Linked DNA regions of Homo sapiens: region 2 is linked to region 1. Evidence: read pairs that join two places in POLR2A ChIA-PET (ENCODE). Cell type or tissue: B cell. All regions are shown on one strand. Links, peaks and the distances in the headings refer to the core of each region. The heading gives the core; the rest is flanking DNA. Region 1 overlaps CPED1 (cadherin like and PC-esterase domain containing 1). Region 2 has its middle 16 kb from the start of WNT16.

Region 1 (4,403 bases), core at 308-4,307:
AATTTTCTCCTTCCTTCCTTCCTTTCTTCCTTCCTTCCTTTCCTCTCTTTCTCTTTCTTTCCTTCTCTCTCTCTCTCTCTGTCTCTCACTCTCCCTCTCTCTCCCTCTTTCTCTCTTTCTCTTTCTTTCTTGATGACATCTCACACACCCTTTTGCCCAGGCTGGAGTGCAGTGGCGTGATCTTGGCTCACTGCTACATCCACCTCCTAGGTCCAAGCAATTCTCCTACCTCAGCCTCGTAAGTAGCTGCAATTATAGGTGTGTGCCACCAAGCCAGGCTAGTTTTTGTATTTTTGGTGGAGCGGGGTGTTACCATGTTGACCAGGCTGGTCTTGATAATAATTTATTTCTATAACTTTGTCTTTCTTGGGGTGTCTCGATAGAAAAGTACATTTTCTAGAGTTTGTTCCCTAAGCTCTGGTTCTTGACCTTCCCATCTGATGTGCACCTCCTCCTACCTTGTATCTCAGATCCGATTTTCTCAAAAACCTAGAGATTGCTCTATTAAAGGCAGAAACACCCACACATGTTACAGTGAAGGGAGGTTTTTATTAGCTTTCAACACGTGATTCTGTGCCTTGCCCTATCTAACCTTCTCTTCACTGCTCTCTCTTTTGATTTGCCTTTAATGTGGATATTCTCCTATGAATGACTCTGAGGTTGAATGTCTGAGAGACCCTTTGCTGCTACAATGACACTATTGCTCTCATTGTCATTTCCTCATTGATCTTAACTTCTTGGTGTGATTTGTTTCTCTTCTTGGGCTAGAGAAGTTTGTTTCTCTTTAGGTTCCCCACTTTGCACTGGTCTGTATCAAACTTTCTGTTTCATTCAATTCAACAAATATTTGCTGATAATTGTGCCTGGTCCAATGTAGGATAAAAATGTAAGTAAGACTCTTTCTTTTTTAAAAAAACTTTAAAATTTGTGGGGAGACAGCCAAGTGTAGAGTAAGCCAAATATTGTAATAAGTTCTGCTGTACACACTTGAGAAGAATTAACTGAAGGTACACCCACATTCCCAAAAAGGCTCCCAGAACCTCTCCATTTTGCCTTTTTCCAATTTCCAAATTCCTACATCACTTATTTGAGGCTTAAATCAGCATTTTCCACAGTATATTCCTTGTAACACTAGGCCCAAGAGATGCTCTGTGAAAAAACAATTTCACGACCAATTAAGAATAGGAAATGTATACCCATTCTCTTGGAAATCCACAGTATGCATTGACACATCTGAGGTTTTCACCAGCAGAGAGGCTGGAGAAAATTTCTTTAACCCAGAATTTTCTGTTTTTATATCCTTGCACACCACTTTTTACATAATACCTTATAGGAAAAGTGATGTTTCTCAGGCCACACTCTTGGAAACATTGCCCTAATTGATTCATTAAATGATGAATATGATAATGTTATGAAAATCTTACATGTATGCATGTTTATCATCATATAAAACCTTTTATACCAGCTGGCTTTTTAAATACCCAGAATTGTGCTGCCCAATATGGTAGTAATGAGCCACATGTAACCTACTGAGCACTTGAAACACAGCTAGTCTCAGATGAGATGCACTGTAAGTATAAAATACACACCAGATTCAGAAGACAATATAAAAAAAGAATGTGAACTCTCTCACTAGTAATTTTTATACTGATTATATATTGAAACATAATATTTTGGATATATTTGGTCCAATAACATATTTTTTAAATTAACTTCACCTCTTTACTTTTTTAAAAAATGTGGCTACAGGAAAATTTAAAATTACGTATGTGGTTCACATTATCTTTCCATTGGCTGACACTGCCTTAGAAAATAGAAACTTTTTTCTATATTTGTATTTTTCTTTTCTTTCTTTCTTTCTTTCTTTTTTTTTTTTTTTTTTTTTTTTTTTGATGGAGTCTCACTCTGTTGCCAGGCTGGAGTGCAGTGGCATGATCTCGGATCACTGCAACCTCTAGCTCCCAGGTTCAAGCGATTCCCTCACCTCAGTCTTCTGAGTAGCTGGGACTACAGGTGTGCACCACCACCCCCAGCTAATTTTTGTATTCTTAGTAGAGACAGGTTTCACCATGCTGGCCAGGATGGTCTAGATCTCTTGACCTCGTGATCTGCCCACCTCTGCCTCCCAACGTGCTGGGATTATAGGTGTGAGCCACCGCGCTCAGCCCTATGTTTGTATTTTTCTATAGCACACGGAAAGACCATATACCTCATGAAAATATTTTCAACACTGTTGACTAAATTATTATGGTTGGGAAAGCCAGTGAGTTGAATCTAATTCTCCAAGGTGTTCACACTCTTACTCATTATTATACCCCATGTGTGGACTGTCCCTACTGTCCATTCACTACTTCAGCCTATAAATCATAGAGAACCACACTTGGTAATGCTGTGCTTCTACTGATGATCTAAGACCCCTTGTTATGTTCTTCTTAGCTCCCTGATTACAAATGCTAAAGAGCACTTGTAATTCCTATTTCAAAGCAATCATTACGCTGCCATTTCTGTGAATTTCAATAGTTTTGGGCACTCATAGACTGTAGAGTTATTCCCTGGCATTGAATCTAATTTGCCAAAGGCATCATCATTGTTTCTAATGACCTAAAATACCACTCGTTGGTGGGCAGGGGAAAAAAGCAGAAGTCAGAATCACTACTATTATCACATTTGCTTCAGAGGGAATCTTCCCAGATTTGAAGGTCCGTGTAACAGGCTCAGAAATAACTGATAGAGACAGTGTATTCAGTTACCGATAGGAATGAAACTTAAAATAGAATCACATGCTTTGATAAGTCATGCCATATTTGTGAAATCATTATGCCAGCACGTGGTATCTTGTAACCACCTGAATCTACAGCTACATGAACGGCTTTGAGTTGGCTGCATTTCACATGAGCTGCAGAGAAGGCTCTGGCGTAGTGAATTTCAGAGAGTAGTAAGAAGACAACCCCAATGGCAGCTGATATGAAAGTTGCAGTGAGAGGAAAATAAGCAGGATTGGGCAGCACTCTGTAAAGTATGAGTCCGGGCAAAAACACAGGGAACAACCCCATGGCAAATAAACTGCAGGTGCTTCCAATCAGGCAAAAGTGTGCTTGCTCCACTCACACTTGCCATCTGAGGAAAACTGCAATGAAAATGGATCTGATTTACTCATCTTTCACACAGAAGCATAGCATGTGCACAAGAAACCATACCGAATGTAACCATAAAAATGAGCTTTTATCTAAGAAGCTATAAAAAGGCATCAAAAAAGATGTGTGCTCATGACACTCAGAAGCTTATATTTGAATAAAAAAGCCTTCTTATTTTGTCAGTTTGGTTCAATAACATTTTTTGAGATTGTCTAGTTTATAAATGCCAAGGTATAAGGTACTGAGTGATTTTTTTCCTAAACAATAAACTCTGCTGACACCACCTTGTCTTTCGCGTAATAACTGCTACCCCCAACACTATTTTCTGACTTTTTATTGTAATCTTGTTCTAAACACATCAGTCTTTCTCTATTGCAATCTAACCACACATTGTTATTAGACTTAAACTTTGAAACACATTTCTGAACATATCTCCCCAATATTTTTAAAAATCAACGATTTACCATTGGCATTAAACAAAAGCCACACTTACTAGTCTGATTCTTCGGTTTACAATTTGGTTTCATCTACTAGCTTGGCCTTACCATCCATAATCAACTTTGTATACTCCACAGATGAGGCAATTTGGACAGCTTGCTTTGCTACTCTTGTGCTGCCAGGCTCAGCTTCCATCTCTGCACATCCAGCTCCTACTCAAAGTTCATGGTTCAAGTCAGTTCCACGGCTCTCTCAATAGCTAGAATTCTACAGCCTCTGCCCTCAGCATTTTTCTAAGAATTCTTCTACTGTTACCTCTATTAAGCACATACATGCGCATGCACAAACACACACACACAACACACCCATATACACACACTCGACTGTAGCAATTATTCTGCCTAAATCAAATCCTAGCTTTGCCCATTACTAGCTGTTTAACATGGGGCATTACTTAACCTCCCTGTGCCTTAGTTTCCTCAAGTATGAAAAGAAGGATAATCATAGGACTTACTTCTAAAGGCTTTTGTGGGGAATAAATGAGTTTCTGTAAAGTGCTGAGAACAGTGCTTGATGTACAGTTGGCCCTTTGTAAGTAATTCGGTGTTATCCATAGCAGCAGTCATAGTAAAGGTATTAGTGGTACTGTTGTTATTTTTTTATCCCTGGCAGTACTTTCATGTGATCTCATGTATTGCTCATGATCAACAAACATTTATAGAGTAAAGCAGTAAGTAAATGAGCATAAAGTAATACATTTTAAAATGAGAGTCAATGCACTAATTTGCTATTACTTTTAAAACCTGCTTTAAGAATGCTCTCTTAATAGTA
Region 2 (4,403 bases), core at 172-4,171, 150 kb before region 1:
TCACTGTTCAGCTCTGCATCAGTTATGACAACCACTGGGGTGCATTTAATATTGAAAGAACAAGCTGAGGCTAAATTGATAAAAGATACTCCCTTTGGTCAGGGAAAATTGACTTATAACCTGCAAGCTCGTAATGTTCCGTATAGTCAGCCCATATTTCCTTCACTTGATAGCCAAAGAGAAAAGGGTCTGAAAAACCTTTAAAGAGGAGAGAATTCTGTAGTGGGGAGACAGTGTGGCATAGTGGTTAAGAGTGCAGACTTGCCTGAAAATTCATCTCTGTTCCACTGTGAACTACTTGAGGACTTTGAGGAAGTCAATGTCCACCTGTAAAACAGGGATAATACCAGCATGTTTGTGGTGCCTATCAAAGTGCCTGGCACAAAGTACTCATTCAGTGCAACTGCTAGTATTGCTGTTATCAACCGTGTGTCTTACAGGCATTTTAGCCCAAGAGAAGCTGCAACAAGTCAGCCTCTCTAGCTTTCCAATCCCATCATACCCAGCCAGAAGGGAGCCATTAGATGACTTGAGCAGTAAGATCATGGGAGAGGTTTCATTCATTTCTTCACCTGAGGTTCTCCTTGACCTCCAAACCTCTTTCATATTCTGCCTACCTTTTCACTTATTACACATTGACACCAACTCCCCTTCATAGGTAGAATTCAGGCTTTTATGTATCTCCAAGTAGCTACCATTTTAAGTGGTTAATTTATGTATTTTGGTGTATCTTCAGGTAGCTAGCATTTTAAGTGGTTCTACTTGATTGCTGGTCTGGCCTTTAGGGGAAAGTATGTGACTTAAGCCAAAGAGGCTGGGAGCCCTTGCTGACCTCTTCCTGTGGCAGGAGGTGGTTGATGAGCCTCACTGGAGAGTGCAGGCCTTGATCCCTGCTCCTAATAACCTCACCACTCCAATTCCTGCTGCGGGGCAGGGTGGCATACTGATCATGGTGGGGAAGATGCTGGGGCTCAGCTGGCCCTCTCTGACACAGAACAAACTCAACAGTGAGGCCAGTGACTTCCCCACCAAATTGTAGCCTCCTGTATCACCAGTGGAATAAGATGGCCGATTTGGACATCTACCTGTTGAAAAGAATTGCTCTGTTTTCCATAAGTATATCCCTCAAAGCAGAGGAGACTAATGGTCACCCTTGGGAATCTTGTCTTTTAGCGAAAAGTCCAGTGTGAGCCTGTGAAGTTCTCTGATTGTAAAACTTCACATGAATTTTGCATTTTTTTATTATTTACAGATGTTGGTATTAACATGGAAATCTCTTAAATTATTTTAAATTTCAACTCCAAAAGCTACTTAGCTTGTGTATGCTCTGTTTTTTGGAAGGCTGGTTACAGAAGTATTATGTGCTCTATTTGGCAAGAACAGAAAGGAATCCCAAGGAGTATGCATTGTGAGTCCAACCTCTGAGAAGAGGAGAGATTTAAAAGCAAATGATGGTTGGGCTATGGTTAGAAATATGTTGGGTTAGTGGAGAAGGCAGTATTCCCTGAGAGTTGTGGTTTTCAGTGGGTAGAAGTGGGAGAGTCAATTGGTGAAGATTTCCTTAGGTGTAAGGAATGAGCAAGAACTGGGCCTTATGTCCTGCCTCCTTCTTACCTGGGGAGTGCAGCCTGCCCCAAATGGCTTCCTGTTCTCCCTTAGGGAAAGGACTTAAGGTTTAAGGTAAGTGAGCTCATTCCTAGACCTCTATGGAAATCTGAAACGTTTGACCAAAAATGATATTGACAGCTAATTCTTGTGGAACTGTTAAGACCTTACAAAAGGGTGTTAAAATTATATTATGGAAATAGTCTGGATTAGGTTCCCTGTGGTTTTAAAGCACTGGATGTGTTGGATATGGGCACAGTTACAGGAATTGTGGCAAGTGAAATTTTGAAATCATTCTTGTATTTTAAAGTATAGTTTCTCAAAAAATGATGAATTGGGCATTTGGGGAAAGCAAAACAACTTTAAGCCGGTGAAGGAAATAATTTCTCACACTGAGAATTGAAATTTATCTTTCAGTTTGCAAAGTTCCTGTACCCATTAAGTAGGGGACATGTTAGAGAGGATTTATCCCATTCACTTCTTCAGCTTTCCCATTTTGCTATTGTGTCCTGTGTTATTTCTTGCCTTGCATAGAGCCTTGTTTGCCAGGGAATTTGAGATAAAACAATGACAGTGGATAGGACTAAGAGAAAGTAAGGATTATGTACTGGCAATACATAGGTAGTTATTGATTTCCATTTTGTGTATCTACACCTTTCGTTGGTTTCCAGAGAATTCGAGGTGTATTTAAATGTACTGGTATATTTGGTGATATTTCTCTCACCAAAGAGTGAGTAGGGGCACCAAGGATCTGCCCTTTCTTCTTGGCTAAACAGGGCCAAGTAAATGTGTGGGCCATGATCATGGGTGTCAGGTGGTTACTAAAATGTGGAAGGAAAGGCTTGGCCTCTGCAGTAGAGCTACCCTGATGGTTCTGAATGGCCATCTGATAGGGACAAAGGCAGCCCTCAGCCACCGCCCTTTCTGCCTTTCCAATTCACATGAATCAGATGCTTTTACTTACTCTGCAAATTATAAAGTCACACATGAAACTTTAGTTTGTGTTGACTTGATTCTCCTTTATTACTTTACAACCACATGGGAGAGGCTGCTTTTGCTAGTATGATTTTGTTTCAAAAAGTTTTAATCTGGTGCAAACCACCTCTAGTGGTTTTCCTTTGGATATGAGTGTAAACCATTACAAATAGTAAATTTTAATCCATCTGTTAAAAATAACACCTTATGTAACATTTGGCTGTAAGCACAACAATAAAAAGGATGTAAGTATTTATTTTATGTCACACTAAATTAGTTTGATCTTTACCCCTAGTTATTTTCTTTTGGAATGGTTATTAGATTCTTGCACAATCCAACTGTAAGCCACATTGCAATCTAAAATAGAAGTCAGCGTAAGTCACTTTGGGCTTAGTAATCAAGAGGCAGTGTATTTTAATTTTATTTCATAGTAAATTCTAAGATCTCAGCTCTCCCATCACTTCGCTCCCTACTTTTCAACCAAGTTTATATAACCAAACCATGAAGAACATCCTGTAACTTTCATTACATTCACAAATCCCCTAAATTCTTTAAATGGCATATGTTTGTAAACACAGTCTGACAATTCTGATACTGTGAGAAGCACAATAACAATGTGGTAGTTAAGGGCACAGACATTGAAGCCAGTTCCTTCTGTGTGACCTTGGGCTGGGAACTTACTGTGTGTCTCAGTTTCCTCAGCTGTAAAACGAAAACTACAATAATGTACCTACTTTACGAGGTTGTTGTGAAGATTGAATTTTTATATGTATCTCTCTATATATTTTTTACTTAGACTAATACGGGTATATACTAAGTGCTATGGAGGTATTTGCTAATATTATTTATTCTTTCAAAGTAAATTAGTCCTTTCCTTGTGTATCACTGTGTCCCTTGTCATGCTGTGCCACGTGTCATCATCTTGCCCCCAAGAAATGTCATGATTTATCACATCTGGTCTATAGTAAAATTTAAATTAATTTCAAAAAGGAGACATCTTAGCCAACTTTCTTTAAGAAAGGCTTGTCTTGAGGAGTATTTGAGGTTTCTGAAGATAGGATTCAAATTTTTCTTCCCTCAAATCACCTAAGGTAATCAGTGTTCCAGATCACTTCCTGCCTCTAAATAGTGAGTCGAATTTCTCAATCTTTGATGACCTTTGGGAGGTGATGCAAAAAGGATGAGCAACTCACTAAATTGCCTAGAAATAAGTATTTTGATGAGACGCTTTTCTGTTTCTACTACGTATTTAAACTTAGTACAAATAAACTTAGTACAAATATTTAAACTAAGTACAAATATCATATTAGTACTAACAGTCCTGGAGAAAATTAAAATGTGTTTTAAAATACTTACTGTGCATATCACATAGTTTTAAAGCTGCCAAAACATAAGGTCACAGCATCTAATGTGTAAAATTAAAATTTTGTTGTTATTTTTAATATAATTATCATAGTCTCTTAAAATAGAAAACAAAATGACTATCATCCGAATTGTGAATAAAGAAATAATGCAGTTGTTTATACTAAAAAGAATTAACATGTTGTTAATGTTGTGTAAAGTACCATTATCAGGAAAATGCCTTAATTATTCAACTTCCTAATCCAGATGTTACAGATAATATCATTTAATATGTTTTTCTTGACTTTGTTTCAGGATGAATCATTGCCTCTTACCATTGCCTTTATTAGGCAGTTCCAAATTTACAAAGAATTTGAACTCCTAAATTGAAAAATAATCCACTGGAGCACCTCCCTTCGCCCTTTAACATTATGCAAGGTATTTAAACAAATCAAAGCACTTTGAACCCACATTCATAATCC

What was found. ChIA-PET counts read pairs that join two places held together with the same protein. Peaks named below come from ENCODE experiments on the same cell type or tissue, not always from the same donor. Only the 100,000 strongest peaks of a DNase experiment are listed, where the experiment ranks them.
Region 2: POLR2A ChIA-PET joins it to region 1 with 5 read pairs; 1 of 35 experiments calls an interaction of 5 or more read pairs at or near these places.

Annotation. Positions count from the first base shown.
Region 1 is chr7:121,197,162-121,201,564 of GRCh38, reverse strand. All of the region lies in intron 16 of CPED1 (cadherin like and PC-esterase domain containing 1), which reads right to left. The region is part of intron 1 of LOC124901735 (a long non-coding RNA gene); the gene reads left to right. Among named protein-coding and RNA genes, the nearest start is that of WNT16, 130 kb to the left of the region's middle. In B cell, for the core only: no CTCF peak of the experiment used is centred there; no DNase peak of the experiment used is centred there; H3K4me3 peaks cover 871 bases; H3K27ac peaks cover 1,201 bases.
Region 2 is chr7:121,342,816-121,347,218 of GRCh38, reverse strand. No RefSeq gene overlaps it. Among named protein-coding and RNA genes, the nearest start is that of WNT16, 16 kb to the right of the region's middle. In B cell, for the core only: no CTCF peak of the experiment used is centred there; no DNase peak of the experiment used is centred there; H3K27ac peaks cover 1,020 bases.